Regions from separate parts of the Homo sapiens genome. Here region 2 is linked to region 1. The links are chromatin loops, found by intact Hi-C in ENCODE. Cell type or tissue: gastrocnemius medialis. All regions are shown on one strand. Links, peaks and the distances in the headings refer to the core of each region. The heading gives the core; the rest is flanking DNA. Region 1 overlaps ICE1 (interactor of little elongation complex ELL subunit 1). Region 2 holds the start of MIR4278 (microRNA 4278).

The links. Hi-C counts contacts between places; a loop is a spot of excess contacts. Peaks named below come from ENCODE experiments on the same cell type or tissue, not always from the same donor. Only the 100,000 strongest peaks of a DNase experiment are listed, where the experiment ranks them.
Region 2: a loop joins it to region 1, with 7 times the contacts of the local background. A loop is called at or near these places in 6 of 110 quality-filtered maps.

Annotation. Positions count from the first base shown.
Region 1 is chr5:5,478,250-5,486,249 of GRCh38, reverse strand. The region is part of intron 17 of ICE1 (interactor of little elongation complex ELL subunit 1); the gene reads right to left. Among named protein-coding and RNA genes, the nearest start is that of ICE1, 60 kb to the right of the region's middle. In gastrocnemius medialis, for the core only: no CTCF peak of the experiment used is centred there; no DNase peak of the experiment used is centred there; H3K27ac peaks cover 4,488 bases.
Region 2 is chr5:6,821,370-6,830,893 of GRCh38, reverse strand. It overlaps LINC02236 (long intergenic non-protein coding RNA 2236), which reads right to left. Exons shown (of 2, transcript NR_146281.1): 2 at 4,166-4,251. MIR4278 (microRNA 4278) reads left to right here and starts at 2,973; the gene lies at 2,973-3,041. LOC105374641 (a long non-coding RNA gene) reads right to left here and starts at 1,131. Exons shown (of 3, transcript XR_925740.3): 1 at 1,084-1,131. RefSeq lists enhancers at 65-566, 2,764-2,913, 7,178-7,762. In gastrocnemius medialis, for the core only: no CTCF peak of the experiment used is centred there; a DNase peak (open chromatin) is centred at 4,775; H3K27ac peaks cover 615 bases.

The DNA.
Region 1 (8,000 bases), core at 1-8,000:
TGTGAGTGCAAGTCAAGACAGTGGCACCTCGCTAAATGGGAGTTATTCTCCACTGCCAGGTGCTCACACTCAAAAAGCCAATTTTACTTAGTCACAATTACTCTCACTAAACCTGGACCCCTAAGCACAGAACTCTGTAACATGCTGTAGACGGCACAGGAAGCACTCCCCCATACACTGAGTACACTGGTTGTTGTGAAGAAATGCACTTATCCAATTGTTTGTCTTGTGAGTGAAATTAGGCGCTTTTTTCTCATAGGACACCACCTTTGATTGAAAGAACTGACAAACTATGGCTAACTGGAACAACGCAGATTTTTTTCAACAATAAACAAAGTGAACCTGTAACTTAAATGAACTTTATCCTCGTGGTCAATAACATCTGAGCTTTTAAGCAAAATTAAAAGTTTGGAACAATTTTCATCAGCTATCCTGAGCTTGACAGCTTTACAATATTTAAGACTTTTCTGTGATGAGATTGGTGATATTAAATGTGATTTTTGGGTATTGTTGGCATTTCGAAGATCTATGTCAATCAATTATTTTCCAAGTGAATAATGCAGGTTACAAAATCATAAGTGGGCAAAAGGATCCCTTCAACATTTAAGCTAGCTCAATGGATTTTAGTGTAACAAGGTATAAAAAGCTCACTGACAGCATTTCAGATTTCACACTTCAAGTACCCTTTAAGAAATTACTACTTGTTGAGTTTTATTGTAGCATCAAAAAAGAATATCCGTATTTGAAAAGGCTAGTAAAAGATTCTGCCCTCCATTAACTGTGTATTTGTATGAGAATGGGTTTTCTTCATATATTCAGTCTTACGGATATGAAAAACACACGAGAATGAATGCAGAACAGATAATGAAAAATCAGCCATCTGATATCAAACCAGACAGTACAAAGGTCTGCAACAAGGCAATGCGATTCTCATTATTTTTTGTTTGTTTTGGAAATATAGTTATCTTTCATTAAAAACGTCATTTATGGGTTCATTACTGTTCATTTTAAATGAATAACTAAATAAACAATTTCTGAGTTTTTAATTACTAACAAAGTAAATACAGATAGATGTAACCTGGAGTAACAAAAGTTCTTTGAGGGTTCTCAATAATAACTAACAGGTATGAGAACCAAAGATCCAAGGATGGAGATCACAGGGCAACCAAATTCCCCAAAGGCTAAAGCAAGCAGGATGGCATCATTCCCCCCATTCCCCTACACTCGCAGCCTTCCCTTACTCCAGGAGCTCTCCTATGGATGAGAACTTGCTTCAAAGTGGAATCCTGTTCCCTCCATCCAGGCAAATCCTCATCTTCTTTTGACTCCTAAGTAGGAGAATTGCGAACATATCTTGGATGTGCTTTTACAACAGTATCATATTGTATGCTCAGCGTTCTGTGTTCACATTCTCTCTCAATACTACAAGTGTCCCACAGGTCTATATGTGGATCCAGCATATGAGTTTCATCTCTATTTTAAATGTGGAGAAGCTGAGGCATGGGACGCTTAAGTAATTTGCATTACTTTGTATCCTCTACAGGAACTAGCTTAGTGCTAGGTACGTGCAGCCTGAATATTGAGATACACAGCAGATGCTCAGTACATAATTACTGATCAAAGAATATCAGGATAACTCCCAATGTAAGATGATATTGTAAATATCTGAATAATTTCTAGGGAGCCTAGGAAACTGAAAAGTAATTTACTTCAGAAATCAGAAATTTCAGGTCACTGACCACTTTCAAATATCTCTTTGCAATCAGATTAAACTGCTACCAGCATACCACTGGATCTGTCCTCTGGAACAATCTACCACGGATATTAACTGTATGACTAACAGCAGAGAAAGGGATGCACATCTAGCACAGCTATGGTATTACTCAATCATGGGATGTGCATGCGTTCCCAGGAAATATATCATCATGTTATAAGGGCTCCCTTTCAATTAAAAGCACTTAATGAAATTCAGTTTTATAAGTGATTTAAATTAATGGAGCTAAGGAGTAAAATAAGAGGAAATCATGAGTCTAGTAGATGATTTGGGGAAAAAGACTCAATATACGATGACCTGACAGAGATGACAGATTGGCCATGATGGAGGAAGAGCTCCCCACAGAAGGTATGTGAGGACACTCCAGGGCCATCCAGCCGTATTAGAATACAAATAAGAAATGAGGAGCTAATCTCAACGTCCATGACAATGCAATCCCCAGCACTGTCAAGGGAGCCCCAGCAGAGCTGAGGCCTGCACAGAAAGTAAGTCTACAGGCAGACCCTTCTAATAAACACTAATTAGAAGATAAAGACAGCAGGGTTTTCATTTAAGATTCTGGATGCAAGTTTGCAAAGGAAAGGTGAGCTGACACAATTTCAAAGGAAAGCTGACAGATTTGCCAAGAGAACAGATAGAAATCACTGAATAATGGCTACTTCGGTCTGACCTGCAGAAACCTGACATGTGACACAGTGTTTTTCTAGCTCTAGGTTCCAGTTAATACAAGGAGGGGCAAATTATTCAGGATTTTATAAGCTCTTTGGGGCAGAAAGGTGGTATTCTACAGATTTACACTCCACTGAATCCAGTGGTAGGCAAATTTCTGTCCCAACTTTGCTACCTTTCCACTGGATGGCCTCAGAGAAGGGCTTAATCTTTCTAGGCTTCAGCTCTGCCAAGAACTGAGCACTGCAGTGAGATCAGTTTCTATTCTCCACCACATTTCTGTGACTCTAGAGCAATTCAAGCATTCCACAAAATGCTCTTTAATAGTTAATCATTAAGGTAGGTTGGAGTAAACCCCGTGTACTAATCCTGTGACCATTTGCTGTTAGCAATGCTCACACCTGAATCCAACATTAGATAACGCAAGTCTCACTGACCTAAAGCTTGTTTTACTGTCCACGGAGTAAAAATCTCAATAGGATGTGCAAATTTTGAATTAAGAATAGACAGTGGCCGGGCATGGTGGCTCACACCTGTAATCCCAGCACTTTGGGAGGCCAAGGCAGGAGGATCACCTGAGGCCGGGAGTTTGAGACCAGCCTGACCAACATGGAGAAACTCTGTCTCTACTAAAAAAAACAACAAAAAATTAGCCGAGCATGGTGGCGCATGCCTGTAATCCCAGCTACTCGGGAGGCTGAGACAGGAGAATCGCTTGAACCTGGGAGGTGGAGGTTGCAGTGAGCTGAGATCACGCCATTGCACTCCAGCTTGGGCAACAAGAGCGAAACTCCGTCTCAAAAAAAACAAAAAAAGAATAAAGACAATTCCTTTATTTTATGAAGATTAGTGTGTGACTTAAGTTATTATTATTAAATCACAGCCTACCAACTTGATTTTTTACTCAATTTTTCAGTCAAGGTCAGATTCAGAAATGGCAAGAAAGTTCACTAACAGTTTCTCCTTAGTAACAATTCAAACTCTCATCCAGATGAGTGTGTGTGTGTGTGTGTGTGTGTGTGTGTGTGTGTTGGGGGGTGGGGGTGTTAATGTCACCTCTGAGAAATCTGCCAGGCCTAAACAGCAGGCTTCACTCACTTTCACCCTTTGCCCTCAGCCCACACTACTGTCCTTGTCACCCAGCAACTGCCTCGCTCTGAGTCCCATCTCCTGCGTATAGTGCCACGGCACGAAAAGGACAGGCAGGACCAGGCTCTGCTGCTCCTCTCCTGTGCTGGTGCACCTGTGCACACGTGGCAGCCCACTAGGCTGTGCTCCAGCCTCCCCACACCCATCTTGCTCATGCACACGACTTCATCAGCAGACCTGAGAAGGGCTTATTCTTCCTGACTTTGCTCCTACTTTGACATTACGCTTTCTAATTATCCATCCTCTGAACTGCTTTTATATGTTTATAAGCATTTTAGTACATGGTATTGTCAATTATATATTATGTTAATTACACATTATTCTTATTCTCTATAACATATAATTGTATTGTATATCAGTCTTAATTGTATAAGTATGCATATATTACTCTAAATAATACATATTATTAAATAGTCATAAATTATTTGGCTCTCAACAGCCAGAATTTTAGATTCAAAGAATAAACTAGACTTGATTTGAACAAAATTACAAGCCATATTTTATCCCTACAATTACACATCCTTCTTTTTAAATAAACTATTAACATATTCTTAATTCACATATTTTAAGGTACATATTTGAAAGTATATAATCTTAAATAGTTTTCTTTAAAAGAGTTTTGTGACATCTAAATGAAAGGTAAAGTACAGTCACAGGTCGCTTAGTCAGGAGACCACATTTTAAGAAATTCATCTTTGAGGAGATTCTGTCCTTGGACAAACATCATCCTAGAGTACACTTGCACAAACATGGATGCAGTAGCCACTACACACCTAGGCTATATGGGGTAGCCTACTGATAGGCTACAAATCTGTACAGCATGTTCCTGTACCGAATACTGGAGGCAACTATAACACTTGAGTAAGCATTTGTGTATCTAAACATAGAAAGGGTACAGGAAAACAAGGTATTATCATCTTCTGAGATCACCTTCTGGTATGTGCTCCACTGCTGATGAAAACATTGTTATGTGGTGAATGACCGTGTATACTATTTTATTTATGGCAATCATTCTTTTCCGAACCCATTATTTCATTAGCATGCCTATAGAGCTTTGCAGACACTACTCTAACACTATCAGAACCTTGGAAGATGGAACCTGAGAATCTATGTTTTTTAAGAAGCTTCTCTGGCAATTTGGATGGCCAGCCAAATTTGGTAATCCCAGAAGATAAACACTAGTTAGAAGAGACACTGGAGAAGACACCAAGATAAATCACAGGTACAGCTGACCCTCCTCTATAAACGCAAAGAGGCTGCTTCCGCTGTCGTATAAGGCTGCTGACCACAAAAAACAGTCTTCACTCTTATTTCCTCTCCAGATTAACCAATACAGAAACACAACCAGTAAAACAAGAACAAAAAAATCACCATATTTTAAAGTGTGACTTAAAAAAATACCATATTGTTTTGAAAATTCCACAGATTATCTAGGATAACATATTTATTTACACCTTAAAACATCTCTTCTAATTTTTTTTAACTCTCAAAAAAGATTTCACAATTTAGAATGAGTCAAAAGCATGAGCATTTTTTCCTGAATTCATAAGAGAAGCTGCTACTGAAATCAGCATTTCCAGATATATAGATGTCACCTAACTATGGGGAATGCCATCACTGACCCTCCTGTGTTCCCTAGCGCTCCACAGCTAGAATGAAAATTGTTCTTGAGGGTATCTTGAACTAAGGAATTCAGCAAAACAGTTTTGAACCTGTACACCACATGGCATAGTTTCATTTCCACTTCTGTGCCTCTGCTTATCTTCTGATGTATCTCTACCAAATTCATAGTCTTTGGCAATCATTTGGTTCTCCTACACTCTTGTTTGGTAACTTATCTCCAAGTGTATTATTGGTTATTTCCAGTGAAATTTGGTGTCTACTTTGTAACCAGGTTTTTGTCTAGAACCATTTTATTTACTTAGGGCAATGTTGCTATATTTGCATGCAAAGTACACACAGAGGAGGAATGCAAATTTGCCGATACAGTAACAAAATTCACAGGGTATTTCCTACTGTGATCTATTTTTAGACTGACTTATATAACCGATTCTCAAACACTAACCTTATTTCAAATGATGCTATCTGTGAGTTTTCATTAAGAAAAATCCGGCTGGGCGCGGTGGCTCCACCTGTAATCCCAGCACTTTGGGAGGCCGAGGTGGGTGGATCACGAGGTCAGGAGATCGAGACCATCCTGGCTAACATGATGAAACCCCGTCTCTACTAAAAATACAAAAATTAGCCGGGCGTGGTGGCGGGCGCCTGTAGTCCCAGCTACTAGGGAAGCTGAGGCAGGAGAATGGCGCAAACCCGGGAGGCGGAGCTTGCAGTGAGCCGAGATGGTGCCACTGCACTCCAGCCTGGGCAACAGAGCCAGACTCCATCTCAAAAAAAAAAAAAAAAAAGAAAAAGAAAAATCCAAAGATACTTAAAAGTCATAATTATCTTCAAAGTATCTAAGGGCTATAATGCAGAAATTGGATGAAGCTTGTTTTATATTCCCCAGGGGCAAAGAATACATGCTGCAGATAGAGAAGTCAGGTCAAAACTAAGAGAGCTTTCTTTTTTCAGTTGTGGAATACACATGCAGAACGTACAGGTTTGTTACATAGGTATACATGTGCCATGATGGTTTGCTGCACCTATCAACCCATCATCTAGGTTTTAAGTCCCACAGGTATTTGTCCTAATGCTCTCCCTCCCCTTACCCCCCATGCCCCGACAGGCCCCAGTGTGTGATGTTCCCCTGTGTCCATGTGTTCTCACTGTTCAACTCCCACTTATGAGTGAGAACATGCAGTGCTTGGGTTTCTGTTCCTGTGTTAGTTTGCTGAGAATGATGGCTTCCAGCTTCATCCATGTCCCTGCAAAGGACATAACTCATTTTTATGGCTGCATAGTATTCCATGGTATATTATGTGCCACATTTTCTTTATCCAGTCTCTCACTGATGGACACTTGGGTTGGTTCCAAGTCTTTGCTATTGTAAATAGTGCTGCAATAAACATATGTGTGCATGAGTCTTTATAGTGGAATGATTTATAATTCTTTGGGTATATACCCACTAGTGTGAGATTGCTGGGTCAAATGGTATTTCTGTTTCTAGATCCTTGAGAATCACCACACTGTCTTCCACAATGCTTGAACTAATTTCCACTCCCACCAGCAGTGTAGAAGCATTCCTATTTCTCCACAGCCTCACCAGCATCTGTTGTTTCCTGACTTTTTAATGATCACCATCCTAACTAGTGTGAGATGGTACCTCATAGTGGTTTTGATTTGCGTTTCTCTAATAACCAGTGAATGATGAGCTTTTTTTCATGTTTGTTGGCCGCATAAATGTCTTCTTTTGAGAAGTGTCTGTTCGTATCCTTTGCCCACTTTTTGATAGGGTTGTTTTTTCTTGTAAATTTGTTTACATTCCTTGTAGATTCTGGATATTGGACCTTTGTCAGATGGATAGATTGCAAAAAATTTCTCCCATTCTGTAGGATGCCTGTTCATTCTGACGGTAGTTTCTTTTGCTGTGCAGAAGCTCTTTAGTTTAATGAGATCCCATTTGTCAATTCAGGTTTTTGTTGCAATTGCTTTTGGCGTTTTAGTCATGAAGTCTTTGCCCATGCCTATGTCCTGAATGGTATTGCCTAGTTTTTCTTTTAGGGTTTTTATGGTTTTGGGTTTTACATTTAAGTCTTTAATCCATCTTAAGTTAATTTTTGTATAAGGTGTAAGGAAGGGGTCCAATTTCAGTTTTATGCATACGGCTAGCCAGTTTTCCCAGCACCATTTAATAAATAGGGAATCCTTTTCCCGTTGCTTGTTTTTATCAGGTTTGTCAAAGATCATGATGATGGCTGTAGATGTGTAGTTATTTCTGAGGTCTCTGTTCTGTTCCATTGGTCTATATGTCTGTTTTGGTATCAGTATCATGCTATTTTGGCTTCTATAGCCTTTTAGTATAGTTTGAAGTCTACTGTGACACTTCCAGCTTTGTTCTTTTTGCTTACAACTGTGTTGGCTATATGGGTTTTTTGGCTCCATATGAAATTTAAAGTAGTTTTTTCTAATTCTGCGAAGAAAGTCAGTGGTAGCTTGATGGAAATAGCATTGAATCTATAAATTACTTTGGGCAGTGTGGTTATTTTCACGATATTGATTCTTCCTATCCATGAGCATGAAATGTTTTTCCATTTGTGTCCTTTTTCCTTGAGCAGTGGTTTGTAGTTCTCCTTGAAGAGGTCCTTCACATCCCTTGTAAGTTTTATTACTAGGCATTTTATTCTCTTTGTAGCAATTATGAATGGGAGTTCACACATGATTTAGCTCTATGCTTGTCTATTACTGATATATAGGAATGCTTGTGATTTTTGCACATTGATTTTGTATCCTGAGACTTTGCTGAAGC
Region 2 (9,524 bases), core at 940-8,939, 1.3 Mb before region 1:
ATGTGTGAGTGTGCCTGCATGTGCATGCGTGTGTGTGCACATGGTGCGTACATGAGTGTCTGTGTGTGTGTGTGCATGTGTGTGCATGGTGCGTGCACGTGTGTATGTGTGCATGCGTGTGTGCATGGTGCGTGCATGTGTGAGTGTGTGTGTGCGTGCTTGTGTGTGCATGATGCGTGCATGTGTGTGTCTGTGCGTGCATGTGTGTGCATGGTGCATGCATGTGTGTGTGTGCATGCATGTGTGCATGGTGCATGCAGGTGTGTGTCTGTGTGTGCATGCATGCGTGCATGGTGCATGCATGTGTGTCTGTGTGTGCGTGCATGTGTGTGTGTGCATGGTGCATGCATGTGTGTGCATGCCCGTGTGCACATGCGAGTGTCCGTGTGTACATGTATCTGATTATGGAAAGTCTACCTGAAAACCTGTGCGCTAGAGCTTAGCCAGAACCACTTCATACAATGATTCTAATGCTAGGGAAAAACCCATTTGCTGTCATTTTGGTTCTCTTTGAGCCAGTTTAATGAGCTGAAATATAATGAAGTTTTGTTATGGGCTTATCTGGGGTCTCCTGGAGGGTGCCAAGGGTCCTTTCTTACTCTGGGCTCCCTGGAGTTCAGTCACACCAACTGAGGAGCCCATCCTCTCTGGCTCTAGCGTGCCTGGGTCCCTTCTTTGGGGAATTCTCTTCCTAATCCATTTGTCCGTGGGACTGGCAGTTACCTCTCCCTGGTATTGTGTTGAGTTCATAACAGGCTGAGGAAATAGCACCAGAGCACCCATAGCACTCACTCTCGGAGGGCATTTGACCACCACTGGGAGGTCACTGGAGCAGCTCCCTGGACTTTTCCCTGGAGTTGGATGGGAAGGCGAGCTTACTCTCATGATTTGACCTACCAGCTTCTAGGGTAGGGCTGTCAGAAGCAACTTTTACCACCTGAACATTGTTTCATTGTAGTGAGGAACAATGAGACTGACCTGAAAAGCAGAATGGAGATGGCAGAGACATGAGGTGGCAAGGGATGGAGGGGGCATCCTGAGGACAGTGCTTTAGTCTCTGGGCTCAGCTCTTGGGACACTCACCTTGGTCGTCCCACTTAGGCGAGCTTCAGTTAGTCAATGTTGGGTTTCTGTCACTTGCCAGGAGCCTTGGCATTTAAGGCAGAATTTGTTTACTCTTAAATTAAGCAGCTCTACAAGTTTCATTTCATTTCATTGCTCATGATTTTCATCCCAGTTTCACTTCATTGCTCTGCTCTCTCAGGATGAGTCGTTGGCAGGGGAGAACTCTCCTTTCTGTAGTGGAATGAGTCAGTGTGGTGCCTGGATTGGCCCAACCGAGTGTGGGAGCAGATGCTCTCACTTGGACTGTACATCATCTTGAGTAGGTCAGTCAGCCTCCTGTGCCTCAGTTTCTCTATGTCCACAATGAGAATGTTAGCACCTTTCTCCTAGGTTCATCGTGTTGACTAGCTGGGCTAGTGTTCTAAAGCCCTTCAAACAGTTCCAGACACACAGTCAGTTCTGCTTCATTAGTAGCTGCTATCATTATGGTTTCCACGACAACATGCCATCTGACCCTATTTATGCCATCCTCCCTGGCCTGGGAGCCAAGGTCACGGTAGAACACCTGATGAGTCATGCCTAAGTTTTTGGCATCTTTAACCAAGACAGAGATCAGTAATCAAAAGTAAAAGTATTCAGTAAAACAGATGAATCCACATACCATTTTTGAATGTTGAAATATGTTCATCAGAACAACTTTAAAGGTAAATTGGGTCGAGAGCATGATTTAGTACAAAGGTCAGTAAAGTATGGCCCATGGGTCAAATCCAGCTGTCACCTGTTTTTATAGAACCCATGAGCTAAGAATCATTCTTACACTGTTAAATGGTTGAAAAAAAAAATCAAAAGAATGTTAACATTTTGTGACATGTGAAAATTATGTGAAATTGACATGTGCATATGCATGAAGTGTATTAGAACACAGCTGCCCCCTCTGCTTGCATCTCGTCTCTTGCTGCTTTTGGGCTACGATGGCAGAGCTGGGTTGAATTGTGGCCCACGGTGCAGAAAATATTTACTTTCCGCCCCTTTTACAGAAATGTTTGTTAACCACAATTTAACTCTTTTTAGCTTAATTCTTAATTTTCCTTTGTCCCTCTAAAATTTCAGACTTTCAGGAATTGAGGGGTAAACTTGAAACACGGGTTTGTAAGTGAGGACACTACAGCGCTGGCTTCATATAAGACATACAGGCAAACTCATGATCCTCACTCATTTCATTTCAGATGAAAACTGCTTTCCAGTGACAATCAGAAGGGGAAAGGTTGAACTGTCATTTTTCTGAGAAAAATAACATGGAATAAAAGGGCCTACATTCTCTTTCCTACATTCTCATCATTCTACAGTTATTTGGGGTTTTTATCTCTCCCACTTGATGTATATATTCATAAAACCTCAGGAAGAAACATGATCAAAAGTAAAACTGAAAGGAAAAAAACATAAAAATGTTCCTTGGTTTTGTTATGTTTTCGTCAAACTCAACGTTTAGTGAGTTGTTTTTATTTTCCTTTCCAATTGTATTTATAGGCTTCGCTCTTCTCCCTGATTTTTTTTTTTTTTTGCCTTTTTGCAAAACATTCCCTGGAGGAACAGCATGAATCAAGACAAGCTCTTTATCTTCTGCTGATTTATATAAAAATAGACAGCATGCATGGGCTTTTGCATGCTGTTTCATGAAATGCTCTTGTTTTTATCATTGTAAACTTCTGGGGCTCTGAAAAAATGATAAGGAAACGAGTCCTATCATCACCTCCCGAGAGTCAGCATTTGTTTCAGTTTCTCCATGTGATCTGTGATGCAGAGGTCTGGCTCTCCTGTGGGTGGGGCTTAGAGAAGAACCTCTGTGATACACAGGAGTGAAACGTTACTTAGCAGATGCAGCCTCACGTTTCCGTGATACTGTAATCATCTAACACCAGGAGAATCCCATAGAACATTGACATCAACACTAGGGGGTTTGCCCTTGTGGGGAAGAATCTAAGGTAACATCATGAGGACTCTAATAAATGCAATGGTGTTTAATTATGGTTTAGGGCTCTGACATGATGCAGAGCCCATTATGGACAAGTCTCTGGCTGAAAGTCCCTGCAAGAGGGATGGATTCTCAGAAAGCAATTTGTCATCATCGTTTTGCCCTTGGAAGTGAAACCCAAGAGCAACTGGGATTCCCCCGGTGCTCTCCTGGAGCGTCTTGGCCCCATTCTGTTCTCTTCCAGCATCTTTCATCTCCCATCTTCCCTCCTTCAGGGGCTCATTTTCAGAATTTTCCATTGAAATCCCTCACGTTTGTCACTTGAAGGAGTAACCTTCATTTATATGTAACATTCAATTAAGTAAACACTCATTGCATAAAAGAGGCTTTACTGTGTGCACAGATTTGATTAGGAGCAATTACGACTTTGTGTCATTCATATGAATAAGCTAACTTAAGCCGAAATGTTAACAGGAGGGAATGACTTCCCCATCTCCCTCCTCCTCCATAAACATTTCCCATTTAGTGAGGATTCCATCATCCCAGACAGAAGCAGCCCAGACAAAACAGAGGCGACATATCTCCACACTGCAGTCTCAAGGCTGGTAGAGGAGGACAGAAACTGGAGAAAGAAGGCCAAGAGCAGCAGCTGAGCTCAGAGAAAACCCAATACCTGCAGAGAGATGCCTTTCTGTGGAGAAAAGAGAAAGTCATAACCAGAAATACACTCAGGGAACAATGCTCAATCCTTGGTTTCCAAAGGGTGAGAGCAGCTCAGGCAGGATCCGCAGGCTCCAAAGCTGGGGTTATACAGGTGGAGGGTGTGGCCTCAAGAGGCAGCCTCAGCCGGGGGCACCCTGGTAGGATGGGCATGGTGGGGAGGGCCTGGGGTCAGAGCTGGTTCAGTCTGGGTATGGATATGACCAAGTGGCCAGTGGGAAAAGCCGCCAAAAGCATTCACAGTGGGAACACATGATCCTAAGAGCATAGCAATTCCAGGCTCACCGACTAGCAGGCTTGGAGCTGCAGGTCTTCTGCCTGCCCCATCGATTATGTCCAGGGCCTCCAAAGATGGATGGGGGTGCCAGCAGCCCCGAGTTCCATTCTGGGCATCACACTTTAAATGTGGTAAAAACGAATTCACAACAAAGGCTTAGATCAAGGAGGCCGACGGAACAAGATGCTACTCCTTCCCCTCTCTCATCCCCAACTTCCTAGAAAAGACAAAGAGAAAACACCTTCAAAATCAGAGCAAGTCCATTAGAGGCCTATGATGTGAGAAAGAAATCACTTCAATGATGAGATCTGTGGGTTGTTTGTGACATCAGCCTGTGTTAGTTACCCTAATAAGAACTTAGTGACTGGAAACAAGGTATTTGATTTTTTAAAAAATAATAAAACCTAAACTACATAGTATTATTCTAGCAGCTGGGTGTCAGGAGGTAAGACAAATGATATTTAAGACTGGAAAATTGGATCAACACTTTCTTGCAGCAAAATATTTAGTGAAACTTTTGCCTTTTATTTCTTGGAGCATAGGTCACACGCCAGAGGCTTTTGTCATTCTGGAGAAGAGCAGAGGTTAGTAGCATGCGCTGTGAAAGCTCCACTTGGAAAACCATCACAAGAAAGAGATGCATTCAGAAAGGGAGGGCCAGAGTGCAGTCAGCAATGTTAAGGAAGAGAGTCCAGAAATTCTCCACTCGGCACGGTTGCAGTGGAAAGAACCGGCATGCTAAGGCATTACTGAGATGAAAGTGGCCCAGCTTACAGCAACTTGTCCATCAGCAAGAAATACAGGTGTTAAAGCACTGAAACTTTAAGACTGTTACGCCACTCACATGAATTACACTGACTCAATTTTCTATATATGTACTAGTCACAGCAAGTAGAAAGTGCAATAGGGGAAAAAAGATCCCAGTCACAGTAACGAGAGGAACAGAAAGCCTAGACATGCAGCTGACAAGAAATGTGCAAGATCTGTATCCAAACACCTGTGGAGGTTCCCAAGGTTCCCAAACTTGATCTGCATATTCGATGCAATCCTGACCAAAATTACAACAGTATGTTTTTAGAACCTGACACACTGATTCCCACATTCATCTGGCAGAGTAAATAAATGCAAAAAAAAAAAAACTAATAAATTCTGATTTAAAACACACAATTAAGGGAAATAGGCCAGATATCAAAACATATTGTCTTGTTATAGAAATTTACATAATGTGTTTATGGAGGAAAGGACAAATCAATAGAACTAAACAGAAAATCTAGACATATCACTAAGGTGGCATTTTTTAATCAGTGTGGAAAAATGCTTTCCTCCATGTATTCAATGGTTTTCAAGTAACTGGCCATCCATTAAGGAGAAATATAAAATTAGATATACCATGGCCAAAAGTAAATTCTAAATGATTTTGAAAGAATGGAAGAAAATATCAAAATAGCTTCATAATCTTATAATGGGGAAGGATTCTCTGAGCTAGAATTTTGTAAATATAGAATATTTTGTAAATATAGAATTTTGTAAATTCTAGCTCACAAAATTCAGAAGTCAAAGGAAACACTACATGAACATTTAAAACATGCCTGTGACCAAAGAACACCATAAAAAAAGGGAAAATTAGAAAAATAAGAGAAAATATTTGCAACATATACCATAGGCTAAAGATTGATATTCAGGGTATATGTTTAAGAATCGCCAACTACTCAAGAAGATGAAAACAACCCAAGAGGGAAACGAGTAACATGATGAACCAGTGAAAAAGAATGAATTCTGATAGTATGTTCTGACATGTTAAGGTTTTGAAGATTGTTAGAAAAATCATGAAGGGAACATGTAAAGTAGAATCCTGTTTACATTTTACAGTTGTGTGTGTGAGTGTGTATGGATGTGTTCATGTGTCTGTGTGTGTGAGGGCATTAGTAAGTGCGTGTGAGTGTGCGTGTAAGTACATGTGAAGGCACAGAAAAGGATCTAGAGAGATACAGGCATGATTGTTAATAGTGGCTCCTTCTAGGGAGGAAACTGTCAGGGGTCACTTAAAGGAGTAAATGGCATTTATGGTTTATTCTAAAGTCCCTATATTATTTTTAATTGCATAGAGAATTGTTGCATGCATATGTACATATTTTAATAGATTTTATTTTTTAGAACAGTTCTAGGTTCACAGCACAATTGGGCAGAAGGTACAGAGAGTTATATACTCGTACCCCACACCCATCCGGCCTCCCCCACTATCAGCACCCTGCACCAGAGCGGTTCAGTCATGACAGCTGGTGGACCTGTACTGATGCATCCTAATCACCTAGATCCATAGTTTACACCAGGATTCACGATTGGAATTGTGCATGCTGTGGTTTGGACAAGTGCAGAATGACATGGATACACATGATTACAGTATCATACATTTTCACTGTCCTGAAATTCTTCAGGGCTCTGCCCGTTCATCCCTCCCTCCCCCCAGGTCCTGGCAACCACTGATGTCTTTTTTCCATCTCCATAGTTTTGCCTTTTCCGGAATGTCATGTAGTTGGAATCATACAGTAGGTGGCGTATATGTTTATTTTAAAGTCCTTAAAAACACAGAAATATACCCGGAATTGTATAGGAGCTCAGGAACATCAACTTGCAGGGCCATCGGAAGCTGCTGAGGCTGGAGACGTTCAGGTGAGCTCCATGAAACAGAAGATCAAAGAAGAGCCGGGGCGGGATCAGAGCAAGAAAAAGAGCTCTGTTTATGCCGAGAAGTCGCAGCACAGAGTGATACCACCCAGGAGGTAAGCCCACAGTGCACAGAATAAAACGGAGAATCAACACTGGGGAGTTAACAGAATTAGCACTTCCTCAGACAAGCTGCATAAAATCACCCAGAATGCAGGAAACATTTCCTATCAGAAGAAAAAGATTTAGATGTATAAGATAAACAAAAAATAGACATAGGATGTCCAATAAATGGAAACTCTAGAATGCCTGAAAACAAAACCAGAATCAATGCAGATCAAATGTGCTTGACTGACACCTCTCAAGGTATATAGAGGCTAATTCTTTAACTTTGATCATAAAACTCATTGCTTTTTTTTTTTTCATGTACTAGAAAGGGAGGCTTCTAAACTAATCATATATTGCACTGGTGTTAATCTTCAGATTGTAACCCAAAGTGTAAAAATGTATTCATTTTAAAAGAACCTAAGGATTTTGGGGGACATTTTGATTAGGTAAGACAAAATGTTGTCTAGTTATTCACAACAAGGTACAGAAACAGTTCTCTACGACTCAGGAAGCACTGATCCCCGGGGGGATAAGGATGCTGTCAGGACTGCATTCCTCAGAGGAATGGGAACAGCCACGAGGCTTAGGTGTCAGAATCACCTACTTCTGGAAGACAGAGGAATATTCGTGGACAAAATGGAATAGAAGAAAATGAAAGAGTCAGCGGAGGAAGGAGACAACTGTGTCCTTGAGGATCTGGCCAGGGAAACAACTGGGCCACTTGAACAACAGAGAGAACTCCGTGCAGGGGATTGGTCACCCGTGACGGAGGGGGCCGAGCAGCAAACAGGGAGGGTGAGCAACAGCAGAAAGCGACAGCCACCCCTGGCTGGAGAGGCAAATGGAAGAGGTGCACGGGTCAGCCCTGTGGGAGGGGAAGCCGGAACAACAGCAGGTCTCCCCAGGGGACACAGTGGTGCTGCCGCCGTGTGGGCGGAAAACATCGGCAGAGCAGAGTCGGGGGAAAGGTTCCCAGGTCCCCCACTCTGGACCCTCGGTGGTCTAAGGCACCCAGAGGCGGCTGACTGGGAGCCTTGGACTCGGAGCAGCGCGTAGAGGGTGAGGGGCCTGCACAGGAGGAGCGGCCGGGCGGTGGAGTGTGTCCTGCCTCGGGTCCTCCCTCACCGGGGCCTCGTCAGGGATCCTCACAGAGGTTTGGTTTGGTTTGCTGGGATTTCTAGGGAAGGCAGCCGGGGTTTCATACCAGCCTGGTGGGACAGGGCGCTGTGGGGGAAGAAGAAACTGCTTTGCAAACCCACTTTCAGCAGTGACTGAGAAAGTCAGAAGAAAGCAAGCTGGAGAATTGGCAGAGGTGATAGGAGCTGCCCACGCAGGCAGCCAGCTGAGCCAGCCACACTGAGGGAAACCTCGAGGGCAATGACTCTGGCCAAGGGACACCTGGGTGACAGATGGAAGCCCGATTAGCTGTGGTCCAAAAAAGGGGTCCTCCAAAAAGCATAATGGAGGCCATTATTGTGCAGTTATGAATGAGAAAGTGGCTGAGTTTCCTTCAGTGTGTTGACCTCCTACATGGTAAGCACTAACAGCATAGTATGTCCTCAACACCAGACTAGGGGAATGAGTCTGTCACCAGGGTGCACTGTCCATCTTCGATTAGTTTTCCAGCTCTTACAATTCACAGGTCCTTTTAAATATTAGAATGTATTTGGTGCCACAACTGAAAGCATCGAGCTGCATTTGTAATCACCACACTATCCACCTGATCCTCCCTTGCTCTGCTGCTAGCCAAGGCAACTGTGAGAGGCTGGACTGTGCACCTCCACGCTGTGAAGCAGCAACTCTCCTGTTTCAGAAACCATGGGTTCCATCGCCCAGCTCCTGGCTCTGCTCCCACTTAACAGACGTGGGTTGGAGCATCACTGTGGCCATCGCATCCTCGCGTGCAACAGACAGGATGCACGATTTCCCTCCAGAGCCTGTGTCAGTCTGCTTGCCTGTGGCACCTTCACACCAAGCAGGGAAGTCTGCATTTTATGTCTTGAAGCAAATGCAGCTGTGCTTATAGTGGTCACCATCCCCGTGTTGACGACAGGGTTGCAAGGCAGAAGTGGGGCACAGCGGAAAGTCCTGGCCCATTTTCCATCTCCAAGCCCCCTCCCCTTGATCTTACTGGAATCTTCCCAATGCATTCTACATCATGTTTTCCTCAGGCTGAGATCTCCCCTGTGCAAGAAACAGTCTGAATCCTAACGAGATGTCTAAAAAGAGGCAAACAAGCAGCTCTAAATAATTCTGCCGTGCTTTGAGGGACAAAGTGAATAAATGCTAAAACATCATCTCTTTAGTTCTCAGGTTCTTAAAAACTTTCTAAAAAGCTGCTATTACCCCAGAAACACACTTTGAATGTTTCCCACTGTTTGGAAAAAGCAAAATACTTTTAAAATAAATAATGTGTGTATGCATATTCTATTTAACTCCATGATTTTTACAGAAAATTTTGAAAAACAAAAAATTAACGAGGAAGTACTTTAGCACCTACTATGGTTTCATGATGAGCAAGAAAATCGCCCAAAAGACTATTAACAAAATGTGCCTCTGGGAAGTCACCCAAGGAATAGTTCTGGTTATATATGACTGTGTATAGTCTATAGAGTTCAGGAAACTTAATATTGAGTTAAATCAGATTAAACTATCCTGGTACACTTTTCTTTATTAAGTCTACTTCTAAAATGTTGCCATAAATAAATTATTCTAAAT